Linked DNA regions of Homo sapiens: region 1 is linked to region 2. A link is an interaction called in ENCODE POLR2A ChIA-PET data of the cell type or tissue named here. Cell type or tissue: B cell. All regions are shown on one strand. Links, peaks and the distances in the headings refer to the core of each region. The heading gives the core; the rest is flanking DNA.

Region 1 (8,205 bases), core at 1,857-5,856, 84 kb after region 2:
CTTTTTATGTGAAAGTTTTCCTCTGTTTTACCCACTTTGGTTGAGTGTTCTGTTATTGCAATAGTTCACATTAGAAAAACATTTACAATATTGTAATAAGGATTCTCTTTTTTTGAGACATAGTCTCGCTCTGTCGCCCAGGCTGGAGTGCAGTGGCGTGATCTCAGCTCACTGCAAGCTGCGCTTCCCGGGTTCATGCCATTCTCCTCAGCCTCCCGAGTAGCTCGTACTACAGGCGCCCGTCACCATGCCTGGCTAATTTTTTTGAATCTTCAGTAGAGATGGAGTTTCACCGTGTTAGCCAGGATGTACTCGATCTCCTGACCTCATGATCCACCCACCTCGGCCTCCCAAAGTGCTGGGATTACAGGCGTGAGCCACCATGCCTGGCCCCAGTAAGGATTCTTGAATGTGTCTTTGCGTGCCTAAGTGCAAGGGTAATTAAAATGGAACTTGGGGGCTGTAGAGTGTGTTCATATTTGGCTGTAGTAAATGTCAAGTTGCTTTCCAAAATGGCTGTACCAATATATACTTCCACCAGACGCATAAGGTAGTTTGTTTCTTTATATTAGACCTTTACTTAACATCTAGTATTGTGAGATACTAATTTTTGCCTGTTACTGTCTTAGAGCCTTATCTAGATTTGAATTGCCTAGATTATTAGTCATCATGTTGCTGTTTTACCAACCTGTTTTATGTTCTTTTCATAGTTGTCTATGTAGTAGTGGAGTTTTTTTATTACTATATGTGCTTTATATACTCTGGATACTGATGTTTTATATACATTGTTTATATATACACATTGCAAATATCTTCTAGTATATGGCTTGCTATAAGCTTCCCCCTCCCCTGCCGCCACCGAGACAGAGTCTTGCTGTGTCTCCCAGGCTGGCAGGCTGAAGTGTGGTGGCACAATCTTGGCTCACTGCAACCTCCACCTCCCGAGTTCAAGCAATTCTCCTGCCTCGGCCTCCTGAGTAGCTGGGATTATAGGCGCCTGCCACAGCGCCTGGCCTATAAGCTTTTTTTTTTTTTATAGTGTCCTTTATTATAGAGTATTTTTTAAAGAATTTAGTTAATCAAAAATTTTCATCATGATATGTGCTTTGTGTCTTGCCTAAAAAATATTTCCCTATCCCAAAGACATAAAGACATTCTCTTACATTTTCTTCTAGAACTTGTTGATAATTTTGCTTTTCACATATAGGTTTTTAATGTTCTTGGAATTGACTTTTGTGTGTAGTGTGAGGAAGAAACATTTTCACAGTCAATATTATTGATGCTCTTTCAGAACTCTGTTCCACTCCACTGGCCTATCTACCCCTGTGCTAGTTCTATGTTATTTTCGTTAGTATAATTTTATAAAAAGAAGTCTTTAATACCTTGCTAATCTTCTGAATTGTCTTGATTGTCCTTGGGTTTTTGCTTTTATGAGTTTTTGAATGTGCTTATGAAGTCTCACCAAAACTAAACAGCTACCAGGATTTTAACTGGCATTGAGTTAAATTTGTATATACACTTGGGAAGATTTTATGTACCTTATGCAGTATATCCCATCTATTCATGTAGATGATGTGTTTCTCCAGGTTTTTCAGTTCTTTGCTGTCCTTCAATAACATCTTAATAAGTTTTTCCTTTTAGTGGTTTTATATGTCTTGTTCTAATTAATTCTAGAAACCATACAATGTTGTTTATAATTACATTTTGTGATTGGTTTTCAGTGAAGAAAATTTGATTTTTATAAAACTTTGTATTGAAATAGACTGTGTTCAGAAAGTACACAGAGCATAAGTGCCATGAATTATCACAAAGTAAACATATTTACATAACTACTACTGATATCAGGAAAGACCATTACACTTTGCAGTCCCCTCCATTCTGGTCTTCTCCCAATTATTACCCTCTATCTCTCTTTCAAAAAGTAATCATGGCCAGGTATGGTAGCTCACACCTGCAATCTTAGCACTTTGGGAATTTGAGTTGGGAGGAGTGCTTGAGGCTAGGAGTTTGAGACCAGCCTGGACAATAGAGCAAGACCCCAAAAAGAAGAAAATTAAAACTGAGCGTGGTGGCACACACAGCTACTTGGAAGGCTAAGGTGGGAAGATCTCTTGTGCCTGGAAGTTTAAGGCTCCAGTGAGCTATGATTGCGCCACTGTACTCTAGCCTGGGTGTCACAGTGACATCCTGTCTCAAAAACAAACAAAAAAAAATCCACAAAGTTTAGTTTTATTCCTTTTTACCTTTATATAAGAATTATACTGCTTTCTTTGGTGTTTGTCATTTTTTTCCCAATATTTGTGAAATTCATCTATGCATGAAGCTGTAATTTCATTTTTATTCCTGTGTGATAGATTTTTCTGTTTCATTTATCATTTTGTTGTTGATTAACATTTAGGCTTTTATCAGATTTTTTTTTTTTTTTTTTTGACCAGAGTCTGTCTCTGTTGCCCATGCTGGAGTGCAGTGGCACGATCAGGGCTCATTGCAACCTCTGCCTCCTGGGTTCGAGTGATTCTCCTGTGTCAGCCTCCCAAGTAGCTGGGCTTACAGGCACATGCCACCACGCCTGGCTAATTTTTGTACTTTTAGTAAAAATGGTTTTACCATGTTTGCTAGGCCTGTCTTAAACTCCTGACCTCAGGTGATCTGCCTGCCTTGGCCTCCCAAAGTGCTGGAATTACAGGTGTGAGTCACCACACCCAGCCTTTTTTCAGTTTTGACTGTGATGAATAATGATTACGTGAATATTCATGTTGGTATTCATGTACATGGATTTCTGTTGGGCATATACCCCAGATTAAAATTGCTGTGTAAGTACATAGGCTTACATTCAGCTTCTGGCAGATCTTGCCAAACAGTTTTTCAGAAGATACAATCTCTAATACTACTGTCAGTACACAAGTTCCATTTAACTCTATATATTCTTGCCTACTTTTGATATTGGCAGTATTTTATATTTCAGTTATTTTCATGGGGTATATAGTGGTATCTAATTGTGATTTTAATTTGGTTTCCTGAAGACTTCTGAGCTGAACATATTTTCATTTGCTTTTTAGGAGTTTGGCTGCTGTTATGAAGTGCTTGTTCAAGTTACCTACTCATTTTTTCATTGGGTCGTCTTATTGTAATTTTCATATTGATTTATAGAAGTTCCTTATATATTTTTGAGTATACATTGTGGTAGTCTTCTCCCAGTCTGCAGCCTGCCTTTTTAGTTAGGTTTTTTTTTTTTTTTTGGATGTCTCTTGATGAAACATAAATTCTTAATTTCAGTGTAATATATTATCAATTTTGTGTTCTATCTCGAAGGTCTTAAAATTAGTCTCCCAAATCTTCAAGATCTGCGCTTTCCAGTACAGTAGCCAGTAGCCACACGTCTGTTGAGCACTTGAAATACAGTTAGACTGAATTAGGATGTGCTGTAAGTGTAAAATACATGACAGATTTCAAAGACATAGTATTAAAAAGAATGTAAAATATTTTAATAATTTTTATATTGATTAGATGTTGAAATTATAATATTTTGGATATAATGGGTTAAATAGAATAGTATGAAATTAGTTTCATCTATTCTGGAAAACTTCAGAATTACATAATTGGCTCTTATTATATTTCTAGATTCTTGAAGTATGCTTGTCCAATAGAACTTTCTATAATGATGGACATGTTCTGCGTCTACGTTGTCCAACATACTAGCCATTTGCTACATGTGGCTGTTGAGCAATTAAAACATAGTCAGGGTGACTGAGAGGCTGCATTTTAAATTTAATTTTAGTTCATTTAAGTACCCGTATGTGACTAGTGGTGGCTACCATTGAATTGGACAGTTCTGGACACTTTATCATTTTAGCATTTCTTGTTTCAGATTTATGTTCAGGAGCTATTAGCAATTGATTTTTGTAATGATGTGTGAGGTAAGGGTCAGATTTTATTTATTATTTTCTTTTGTGTGGAAACCTAATTGACCAAGCACCAAGGAAAAGACCATCCTTTCCGGTTTTTAGCTTTTGTCTTCTGTTCCTTTAGTCTGTTTGTTATTGCACCAAATACCACAGCATCTTTGATAATTCATAGAGTAAATGCTTCAATTTTGTTCCTCAAGGAATACATCTTAGCCGTTCTTGGCCCTTTCTATTTCCACATCAATATTAAAAACAGTTAATCAGTTTTCACAAAATTCTGAGATTTTGACTGGGGTTGTATTGGATACATAGCTTATCCAGTCATAACATGATATAGCCATCCGTTTATTTAGGTCTTTTATTTCTCTCAGTAATTTTCTGTCAATAATATTTCTCTCAATAATTTCTCTCTTTTCTATGTAAAGTTCTTGTATGTCTTTGGTTAGATACATTCCTAGCTATTTGCTACTGTTGTAAATGTTACTATTTTTGAGTTTTATTTTCTAATTATTGCTGATATATAGGAATATAATTTATTACTGTCCTTATATTCAGTAACTGTACTAAACTAACTTATTCTTAAAGATTCTTTAAGGCATGCTGCATAATTAATTCTACCATTTGTGAATAATGACAGTTTCACTTTTCTCTGGTTCTTAACATATTTTATCATGAAGGAAATGGAGTAAAACTTTTTTTAGTGGATTGGCAACTTCCAGAGAATTAGATTGTTTTGAATGTGTCTAGGTAGAAACTAATACTTGTCTCTCTCTTTAAATCTCTTTAGGAAAAATAGAAATGAAGGTACATATGCACACAAAATTTTGCCTCATTTGTTTGCTGACATTTATTTTTCATCATTGCAACCATTGCCATGAAGAACATGACCATGGCCCTGAAGCGCTTCACAGACAGCATCGTGGAATGACAGAATTGGAGCCAAGCAAATTTTCAAAGCAAGCTGCTGAAAATGAAAAAAAATACTATATTGAAAAACTTTTTGAGCGTTATGGTGAAAATGGAAGATTATCCTTTTTTGGTTTGGAGAAACTTTTAACAAACTTGGGCCTTGGAGAGAGAAAAGTAGTTGAGATTAATCATGAGGATCTTGGCCACGATCATGTTTCTCATTTAGATATTTTGGCAGTTCAAGAGGGAAAGCATTTTCACTCACATAACCACCAGCATTCCCATAATCATTTAAATTCAGAAAATCAAACTGTGACCAGTGTATCCACAAAAAGAAACCATAAATGTGATCCAGAGAAAGAGACAGTTGAAGTGTCTGTAAAATCTGATGATAAACATATGCATGACCATAATCACCGCCTACGTCATCACCATCGTTTGCATCATCATCTTGATCATAACAACACTCACCATTTTCATAATGATTCCATTACTCCCAGTGAGCGTGGGGAGCCTAGCAATGAACCTTCAACAGAGACCAATAAAACCCAGGAACAATCTGATGTTAAACTACCGAAAGGAAAGAGGAAGAAAAAAGGGAGGAAAAGTAATGAAAATTCTGAGGTTATTACACCAGGTTTTCCCCCTAACCATGATCAGGGTGAACAGTATGAGCATAATCGGGTCCACAAACCTGATCGTGTACATAACCCAGGTCATTCTCATGTACATCTTCCAGAACGTAATGGTCATGATCCTGGTCGTGGACACCAAGATCTTGATCCTGATAATGAAGGTGAACTTCGACATACTAGAAAGAGAGAAGCACCACATGTTAAAAATAATGCAATAATTTCTTTGAGAAAAGATCTAAATGAAGATGACCATCATCATGAAGTAAGTATAAAAAGATGTCCGATAGCTGCTTCGTAATTCTCACATAATTGTGGTGCATTTTAAAAACAGGATAAGTAACAGTGGAGTATTAATCATATTTAAACTTATTTCCATATGTTTACCTATGAAATATCAGGTAATGTTCATGAACAGAATACATTAAGGAATCAGAATCAGTGTAAAGATTTTTAAGTATCCGGGCGCGGTGGCTCACACCTGTAATCCCAGCACTTTGGGAGGCCGAGGCGGGTAGATCATGAGGTCGGGAGATTGAGACCATCCTGGCTAACATGGTGAAACCCCGTCTCTACTAAAAATACAAAAAATTAGCGGGGCATGGTGGCGGGCGCCTGTAGCCCCAGCTACTCGGGAGGCTGAGGTGGAGAATCACTTGAACCCGGGAGGCAGAGGTTGCAGTGAGCCGAGATCATGCCACTGCACTCCAGCCTGGGCGACAAAGTGAGTCTCCATCTCAAAAAAAGAAAGAAAAAAGATTTTTAAAATCTGAATTTCACTTGTATTTGTTTGTTTCTTATATTCTCAAATTTGGTTTCCTCAAATCCAAACGTATTTTTAAGAAATTTTTTTTTGTAGCACGTATCTGAAGACTTAAGTGTTTTAATGTTGTTAGAAAATGTATTCCTTATGAATTATTTGACCCTCCAAGCTAGTCTCTTACTGTTATTATTGTTAGCCATGTTCTAGGTATTTGAAAATTAAAATTTTTTAATTGTTGTTCAACTTGTCCTCTTGGGAAGTAACTAGAACAGTTTCTAGTTCATAAATTGTTAATTTATTGAATTAACTATTGAGTGGTTCCAAGTCATTGGTGTAGCTCCAAAGTCAGGTATTTTGCACATATGGCTAGCTTGTTTTCTCTGTGTCACTTTATGATAAGGCCTACTTACTCATGATAATTGTTTTTGTCTCAGGCCTTTCACAGACTTAGGATGAATATAAAAAGGTATAATAATAAGAAACTAATAGTAATGGGATGTCCTGTTTTCCTTTAAAATTTTCATACTCTTGGGTACTTACACATTTGGTTGACTCCTTGATTTTCTTTTTAACTATTCACCTTAAGCACATTCATTTTAGTTTCATTAAAGGGATGTTGATTCCTTGTTTATTCTATTTTTAGCATTCTTATTAAAGTTTAGAAAAACTTGTTGAGTTTGTTGTTCATATGTATAGAAAGTAGCACCATCAACTGTGGAAAATGACCACATCCTTTTCTGTCACTGTCGTTGAGATATGTTTTATGTCTAGGTAAAGATCTTTGTGTTTCTTCCCTTGATAAATCATCAGCTATTTGGTTTTCAGCAGTTATAAACACTGATTTTAAAATAACATATATTAAGATCTTAGTATGATTTTAAAGTATGCATTCATTTTATTATTATTTTCAAAAATTTATTTTTTGTAAAGATGGGGTCTCACTATATTGCCCAGACTGGTCTCAAACTCCTCGCCTCAAGTAGTTCTCCAGCCTTAACTTCCCAAAGTGCTGGGATTACAGTGCATTAATTATTATGACTTAGGATAATTAATTATTATGACTTAGGATAATATCCTAGAATATTTTGTTGATAATTACAAGATTTTATTGTTCATTTCCTCTTTGTATCACATCCGTGAGGTTTGCATTATTAGACTTGTTAATGCTATTCTGATAGGTCTGATGTATACTGGGAATCTCATGATTCTGAAATGTTCAATACTTTTAATAGAGTAGTACCTTATGGTAGTTAAGACCTAAGAAGATCAAAAGCAATTAAGTGGTGCTAAATAGAAAAAAATAAAAAATAAAAAAAAAAAACTAAGAAGAATCATTTTTCTGTGTTTATAGGTTTTGATTTTAGTTTTTGATGGGTTTTTTTTGGTGCCATAGATAAAGCCATATAGTGAGGTAGCAAGTCAATAAACAAGCATGCAACCAGAGCAGATATATGTGACAAAGGGACAGTGCCAATCTCTTTTGCCGTAATATTAGATACTTGTTTTTAACCATATGATGGATCCAAACTTGTTTGCTATTTGTTTTCTGCGTTGTTTTGTTTTTTATTATTTTTTTCTTTCTCCTCTTTAATCAGTTTTAAGCTTACTTTTTTTTTTGTTTGTTTTTAAAGTACCAGTGGATGAAGCTGCCTTTATTTTTATCTTCCAGTTTTGTTCCTATCAACCGACATTGGGCTAGAATTTTCCAAAACAATATGCTTTTAGAGTGCATTTGGCAATGAAAATGTCTATATAAGCCATTAAAGTACTCTAAATCTATTTAATCTGTTTCACAGATAAGGATCTTGAGTCACCGATGATTGCAATTTGATAGGGAAATGATTTTTCTCATCATCCTACGAGAGTCTTGGGGATATAGTTGTGAGTCATCCTTATCCATGACAGAAAGTCATTATCTTTCATGTGTTGGAGTAGAAAAATTATTAAAGTCCATGAAAAGTTTTGGGTAATATAGTTGAGTGTATCCCTATTACAA
Region 2 (8,205 bases), core at 1,515-5,514:
TCTCACCTCTTCAAAGAAAAGAAGTTGAAGCAGAAAAATTAGCACTGATCTCATGTTAGGATTCAAAGGGCAGGATGAGGCTGTGTAATGTAGTGATGGAAATAGGATAAAACCCTTGTTACTGTTTTCCAGAAGCTAATCTGAGGGTTACCATGGTAACTCACCAGGGTACAAGACTGTTGTGAGCTTTAGGGAACAATTTCGGGATACATTCTTAAAAGAGAATATCAACTGCTTGCATCAAATGGGTGAGAAGTGGGGCACAGTGGCGCACATCTGTAGTCCACCTAATCTGAAGGCTGAGGCAGAAGTATAGCTTGAACCCAGGGGTTTGAGACCAGCCCAGGAAACATAGCGAGATCCTGTCTCCCTCTTACAAACACACACACACACACACACACACACACACACACACACGAGTAACAGAAGAGTCTTTTGGAAGTGGATCAAAACCGATTTAAGGTTTTGGTTTGAATTTTTGAAAAAGTAGGTGTCTTGGGTGAAAAACAACAGAAAAAAGTCAACCGGTAAGTCTTGCCAAGTCTGGAGGAGAAGACTCACACTAAATTGCAGGGCTAAAAGAAAGAACCTAAAAGTCAAAAGCAATTGGAGCTATTTGGTAATTAAAATATGTACATTCTTTTAGAATTGAAGCTATCTGCTATTAGCTTCTTTGTTGTCCTTTTGGTTACTTATGGAAGACTCCAATTCAGCGCATTTGATCCTACTGTTTTCCTATATTCTTTTCATTCTGAAGTCATTGTTTCTATACATATTAATCGCATTATACTTCTTTTCCTCTTTTACAGAAAAGCTACATTTAAAAACGGTGTCATTGCAGCAGTTTACCAGGAACAATTATTCCTGGTAGAAGCTATTTAACTAAATACATAGGACCCTGCAACTAGATTTTTACCTTCCTTTTAATTTTATTTGATTATGCTATTATCTAAGCTTGCCTCTTTGGCTTTTCAAATTAAAGTACCACATCTCTCTGTAAGCATAAGAATCTGTACAAACAGGCATTTTTTTTTTAGCTTTTCTAGAAAATTTGAGGGGAAATATTATGGAATAGAATGGAAAATTTACAACAACATTTAAGACAAAACATAGAACTTGAAGGAAATTTTATATTTGCGGCAGGCCAGTTTCATGACAACTATGCCCTCTTAGACTCCCTTACGTTTCTCACAATTAGTACTTTACGGAAAATTTTTAAAAGACACAATTCAAGCAGTCTCCCGGGGATTCCTGAGGACCAATACAAACAGTGTAATACAGTGCAATATGAAAACCCCAAATTACTATTTAATTATTTAGACTTAGTTTATGGCATTTTGATTGGTTTTCTTTCTTTCTTTTTCTCTCTTTCTTTCTTTCTTTTCTTTCTTTCCTTTCTTTCTTTCTCTCTCTCTCTCTTTCTTTCTTTCTTCTTTTTTTTTTTTTTACAGCAATTACAGGGTGAAGTATAGGTTAGTGTGATTCTAAGTCAAACGTAAGCAAACTACTTCCCACATACCAAATCCGGTCATCGCCTGTTTTTCTACAACTTGCAAGCTAAGAATGTTTTGTGTACTTTTCGGTGGTTGAAAAAAATCAAAAGGATATTTTCTGACATATAAAAATTATATGGAATTTGAGTTTCAGCTATAAGTAGAGTTTTATTGGAACACAGCCTCACTCATTTGTCTACACATTGTCTAGGACTGCTTGTGTGACAAGGGCAGAGTTGCGTAGGTGCCACAGAGACCACATGGCTGGCAAAGCCTAAATACTTATTACCTGGGCCAGGCGCGGTGGCTCACACCTGTAATCCCAGCACTTTGGGAGGCCAAGGCGGGCGGATCACCTGAGGTCAGGAGTTCAAGACCACCCTGGCCAACGTGGTGAAACCCTGTCTCTACTAAAAATACAAAAAAATTAGCTGGGCATGGTGGCAGGCGCCTGTAATCCCAGCTACTGGGGAGGCTGAGGCAGGAGAATCGCTTGAACCCGAGAGGCAGAGTTTGCAGTGAGCTGAGATCACGCCATTGTACTCCAGCCTGGGCAACAAAGAGTGAAACTCCATCTCAAAAAAAAAAAAAATACATATATATATATATATAGCTTTTCTCTAAAAGGTCAGGCTGACCCTTTAGAGAAAAAGCTAGCCGACCTCTGATCTAAATCATTACTTCCGCTATTGATTGTCAAGTTACAGCCTGAGTTATCTAAAGAGAAAACATTAATACTCCACTAATGAAAGCTATTCTTATGCAAGTTCATTGTCCTGATATAGAAACTGAAAGGGTAGAGACCAGAGTTGGTAGGTTTGACAAGAAGGAAGATAAGATACTGAAAGAGAAAACAAGAGTAATCTCTTCCAAAAACAATGGAAAACTTTCCAGTGATATTTGCTGATAGGTGTCCTTTTTCATATCAGAAACCAAAATGCCTTATTTTCCACTATTTGTAAACTCTAAAGATACTGTCACTTAATTAGCGATTTTCTTTCAGAAGAATTAATGATCAATGTGTGCAAGTTCAAGTTCTGACCTTATTTGTCAAACTGTCTGAGGTTGAATGTTCTGGGAAAATGACAAAAGGAAGGAAGCATTTAGATATGTGTCTCCTGAGACTTAATTCATCTTTGATTAACTGAAGAAGCCATAAGAATATCTTTCTGGGCAAATAATAACCAGCTTCCTTTAAACAGAGGAAAGATACTCTTTTGAATTAAAAATCTAGTTGTAATTCTAATTTAGCCAAGTTTATTATCTCACTATTAGAGCCTAAAGAGTGCAGTACTTTTTCTTGGGTCCTAGGTAATCTTTTTTTTTTTTAAAGACAAACAAACAAACAAACAAAAAACAGAACAATTGAATTTACAATAGTACGACAGCTTTATCAGACTGCTTCTCAATTATCTTGCTGATGCACATAGTGGGTGATGTTAGTAGGGGGTAAATGCTTGCTTGGGTGTGCCCGAGATTATATACAATTCCAGGAATTCCTAGCTGTATTGAAATCCCTCATTTCACACTCAGAGTTGTAGAATGCAAATGAATATAAGGAAAGCTATGAATCCACCCTTGTGTATGTATTAAGTAAACTTCAAACATTTATGCCAATTTTACAACTTGTGAACAACAAATTAATTGACATGTCTCGTATTTTCTTCAAATTTGGTCTTGAGGTGTCTCTCTGGAGAATGACTATAAATTCTAGCCCTGCGCTGATGGGGCTTCAGGGATGGTGGTTGTGGATGTTTACAGGGTGCTTTTCACAGGATACTTCTTTATGATAGTGGACAGCCTAATGTCTAAGTGTCCAACCTCTGATCAGGTGTCCCTCTCACAGGAAACTTGTTTATATTGGCAGAGAAACTTGTGGCTCTCATCTGACCTGTGTCCTGTTTAATCTTGTAAGAAAGCCAATCTCTAGGAGAGCTCTGATCAGGAAAGAAGTTAGGTTCAGCTGTGTCAGCCAGGTAAGACACAGAGGAGACCACTCAACAAAACACATGAAATAACAGAAGCAGTTTATTACTTACAGGTCCGAAAAGAAGAGGGCTGCATGCCTGGAAGGGGAAATGCAAAGTAGGGGCCCATCCAGGACACACATGCTTGATGGGGAGCGAGAGAGAAGGAGAGAAAAGACAAGAGGGCTAAAGCCTTTATTGGGGTCCAGGGTGTTACCTGAGCAGGTTTCCAGTGCGGCGTTCTAATCAGTGAGTCTAGAGCAAGCAGGCACAAGTTCCACGGAGGCACTTGTGGACTAAGATGGTCATTGAGGCATATCTGTGAAGTCCATGCAGGGTGTGGGGTCAGTGGGGTGAGTCAAGCAGATTGCATTTAGCTCTACCATAGGGAGGTGGACAGCAAGAGGCCGATAAGACATCTGGATCAAGCACACTGAGGAACTGGGAAGAGACAGAGAACTGAAAACTGTCAAGGATGAGGAAGTCTTGCTTCTGGTATGAGAAAGCCCAGCTTATACTCAAAATGGGTGTCAAGGCAACACGAAATTATAAGAATGTGCTATAACCTCACACAAACTAGTCACAACAACTCAGCTGAATGCAAACGATGACCTTAGAACACATTTAAGTTGAGCAATATAGCCTAGCCAAAATATTGGATGGCTTGGTTCTTTAGCCCCTTTGAAGCATTCTTTGGGCAACAACTCTGGTAATGGTGGAGTTAGTTGATGGCTTCAGCATCAGCGTCACAGTCGTTCTGTGAGATGAGGCTCCTGGAAGTGAGTTTAACAGTCTCTTAAAGCCCTGCATTTGGCTCCACCTCTTGCACCCATAGCCCCTTTGAAACCCGTTGCCCACAAGTGCTGTGGGCTGTTCAGTCCCACTGGATGCAGATACAGGTAAAGGATCAATCTTCATCTCTGTGCCATTCCCCACAAGCTGGCAATGCTTTTCAGAAATCTCACTTGCCTCACAAACTGCTGAGGGAAATATCTCATTGCATTGGAATTATTTACTTCTGTGTATGCTCTGTAGCATTTTCAAGAATATGCTCATTTTCATTAGGCTTGAACGACGTTCTGCCAAGGTCGTACCTTCTCAGAATCTTTTGCCCTTAAATATTTAATACAGCAGGTACTTCAGGAATGAGCATCTATCAAGATCATTTGGTATGAAAAATCATTCAATGCATGGTGCCTTCGTTTAATAAGTTACAGAAATAGAAGGAAAAGTTATGGTACGAGGGCGTAGATTACAAGGATGTCTGCTTTTAAAGAGAAAATGAAATGTCCTAAGTCAACACACTGGGCTTCTCAGTTTCTTCTATCTTTTACAATAGCTTCATCAGGCATGAGTAGCAGAACTGACCAGCAGATCAGCGGGGGCAGTGCAAAGCAACAGTAAAGTAGTACAAGGCAAGTTAAGATAATTGTTGCAAATCTGCAAAGAATCTTCATTCCCCAGAGAGTTGAAAGTCTAATTGCCAAAGAAAGGAATGCAGCTGTCATCTTGAAATGGAAGAAATACCCCTCAACTATTAATATGTTGGCTGGCAGTGTGTTCTGCAGAAGCTAGGGAGTCTCTTCTGAATATAGGGCTTGTTGCAAAAACTGATATTTAATTAATGTCACATCTCTAGATACTAAATTCTTACAGTATAGAACCCAATTTCTGGAAATGGCCTACACTATTTGGCAGCCACAAATCCAATAATAAGGCTGCCCTCAGAGCCCTGCCCATCTGGTTGGATTTTTTTCTCTATTTCTGCCTCCTAATTAGGAGATTAAAGCTATTTTCCTCTTGATTTATATATGTCTTTCTTTTTGACTTTTGAACAATATCATTTCTCTTGGTTTATTTTTCTTATTCTCTTAAGTGTTTTTACCAATCAATAAAGTGTTTAAATTTGTTCCTTTTTTTCTGTTTGCTTCTTCCATTTTATTTTTTTTGTAACTATGTTACTTCAATTTTAAATATGAATGTGCTGCTGCTTTCAAACATCCTCTTTTGAAAGAAATGATAGGATTTTATAGATTTTCTTAGCAAGTGAGAAATCAATTTAGCAACATGTTGCAAACAAATTTTACCCTTGATTAGACTGAAGTTTTTGGTCATGTATATAGCTTCTAATTTTTTTTCAACTTTTATTATTATGATCCATTTTCTGATTCATTAATTCCTACTCTTTATCCTTTTTCATCCTTCTGTTTACCTTAAGTTTAATTTGTTCCAGTTGCTTAATGTGAAAGCTTAGTGCATTCATTTTAAACCTTTCTTCTCTTCTAACATAAGCATTTAATGTTATAAATTTCTCACCAAACACTGTTTTGGCAGCATAACGTAACTTTTTTTTTTTTTTTTTTTTTGAGATACGGACTTGCTCTATCACCTACGCTGGAGTGCAGTGGTGCGATCACGGCTCACTGCAGCCATGATTTCCCAGGTGTAACTGATCATCCTACCGCCATCTCCCAAGTAGCTGGGACAACAGGCTTCCGCCACCACGCGGAGTTTCACTATGTTGCCCAGGCTTGTCTCGAACTCCTGGGCTCAAGTGATCCACCCACCTCGGCCTCCAAAAGTGCTGGGATTACAGGTGTAAGTGACCACACCAGGCCCAATATGTTGTATTTTAAATTTGTATTCACATAAGTGTATTTTCTTCTTATTACCATGTGCTATTTAGAAGTACGTTGCTTAATTCAAATATTTGAGGATTTTCCATGTATCTTGAAAATTATTGATACCTCGTTTCTGTGGAGAAGGAAAGATTTCTTATCCACTGCTAGGTTCATAGCTGAGACCCCTATAACAGAAGACATTAAGAGCCAGGTGTGTTGGCAAGGCAGAGGATCCCTTGAGCCCAGAAGTTTGAATCCAGCCTGGGCTATATAGTGAGACCCTGTCTCTACAAAAAATAAAAAAATTAGCCATGCATGGTGGTGCATGCCTATAGTCCCAGCTACTCAGGAGGCTGAGGTGGGAGGATTGCTTGAGCCCAAGAGGTCAAGGCTGCAGTGAGCCATGATTGTGCCACTGCAGTCCAGCCTGGGTGACAGAGGGAGACCCCCATCTCCAAAAAATAAAATAAAATAAAAGACATTAATGAGAAAAGCATACACATTTATTCAATATAAATGTTGTGTGACATGAGTACATTCATTACGGAAACAAGGAAACAGGGAAACCCGTATATATTCATGCTTAGGTTTGATGAAAAGTGAACAGTTTTGGGAAAATATGATTGGAGGACAAAAGGAGTATGAACTAATGTTAATAAACTGGGAGAACTTAGCAAGAGAGGGCCCTTGTAATGAGAGTCTTATGACCTGCCTCAGAGGAGAAGAGTGATGGGAAGAGAAGGCTTCCTGCTTCTGCTGTTTTCTCAAATGTCGAGGTACCATATTTTGGGCTAACATGTCTTGAACCCCATAATTTCCTTCCGTTACGGCCGGGAACATCTTTTTTAAAATTTAAATTCCTACAAATTTATTGATATATGTTTAAGTCCAAAATTTGATGTAACTTCTTGAATGTTCCATTTATGCTGAAAAAAATGCGAATTGTTATTTTTTGCATGGAGTGTTCTATATATGTCATTTAGTTCAAGTTGTTTGATAGTATTGATACAGTTTGTTCGCTGCTGTATCCCAAGCACCTAGAACTGTAGGTTCTTTGCAAATATTTGTTGTGTGAATGAATGATCTATATTATGGTGACGATTTTCATTTTCACCCTCACCGAGAATTCTAAAGATTAGGCTGGCTGAGGAATAATTCGAATGTAATTAGTGTATCTACACTAGCACCCAAGCAATTGCATATGAGTATTAAGCTGAAAGGCCATGTAGTTTGCATTTCTAGGTCTATCACTGCAGCGTTTACTGTATTTCTGATTATTTAAACTTCAAGAGATAGCTGCCTTTCAATACTGTTCCAAAAGAAAACATACCAGAGAAAAAGCCCTCAAATCTGTATATGGCAAGTCAGTACAAATTTGATTTCATGGTAAACAGCTGAGGATGGGTAGGGACTGAGACCAGAAAAAAAAAAAAAAAAAAAAAGAGAGATGGCACTGATTTTTTTTTTTTTTTTTTTTTTTACTTTAAGTTTCGGGATACATGTGCAGAACGGGCAAGTTTGTTACATAGGTATACACGTGCCATGGTGGTTTGCTGCACCTATCAACCCGTCATCTAGGTTTTAAGCCCTGCATGCATTAGGTATTTGTCCTAATGCTATCCCTCCCTTTGCCCTCCACCCACTGACAGGCCCTGTTGTGTAATGTTCTTCTCCCTGTGTCCATGTGTTTTCATTGTTCAACTCCCACTTATAAGTGAGAACATGCGGTGTTTGGTTTTCTGTTCCTGTGTTAGTTTGCTGAGAATGATGGTTTCCAGCTTCATCCATGTCCCTGCAAAGAACAGGATCTCATTCTTTTTTATGGTTGCATGGCCCTGAAATTTTTATATCATAAGTACATTCTTGAATGATTGCAAATTTCTTATTGCACTCTTTCTTTACAAAGCTTTTGTTTCTTTGCATAACTCTGCAAAAGAGCTGTCAGCCATGTTTGTGGCCCAGGAATAAAAATGGTAGTTCTTGCAGTAGAGATTATCAGTCTTTTTAGAGTAACCTCACCATCCCCCCACAAACTTATATTTCGTGTTTATTTCTTTTTAAAATTCAGGCAAATCAATATTAATTTTATTCTGAGATTTTTACAATACCCTTGAAATTACTATA

The links. Peaks named below come from ENCODE experiments on the same cell type or tissue, not always from the same donor. Only the 100,000 strongest peaks of a DNase experiment are listed, where the experiment ranks them.
Region 1: POLR2A ChIA-PET joins it to region 2 with 6 read pairs; 10 of 35 experiments call an interaction of 5 or more read pairs at or near these places.

The regions. Positions count from the first base shown.
Region 1 is chr2:195,675,340-195,683,544 of GRCh38, forward strand. It overlaps SLC39A10 (solute carrier family 39 member 10), which reads left to right. Exons shown (of 10, transcript NM_020342.3): 2 at 4,693-5,711. The coding sequence starts at 4,704. Among named protein-coding and RNA genes, the nearest start is that of SLC39A10, 22 kb to the left of the region's middle. In B cell, for the core only: no CTCF peak of the experiment used is centred there; no DNase peak of the experiment used is centred there.
Region 2 is chr2:195,592,157-195,600,361 of GRCh38, forward strand. No RefSeq gene overlaps it. Among named protein-coding and RNA genes, the nearest start is that of LINC01827, 22 kb to the left of the region's middle. In B cell, for the core only: no CTCF peak of the experiment used is centred there; DNase peaks (open chromatin) are centred at 2,295 and 3,879.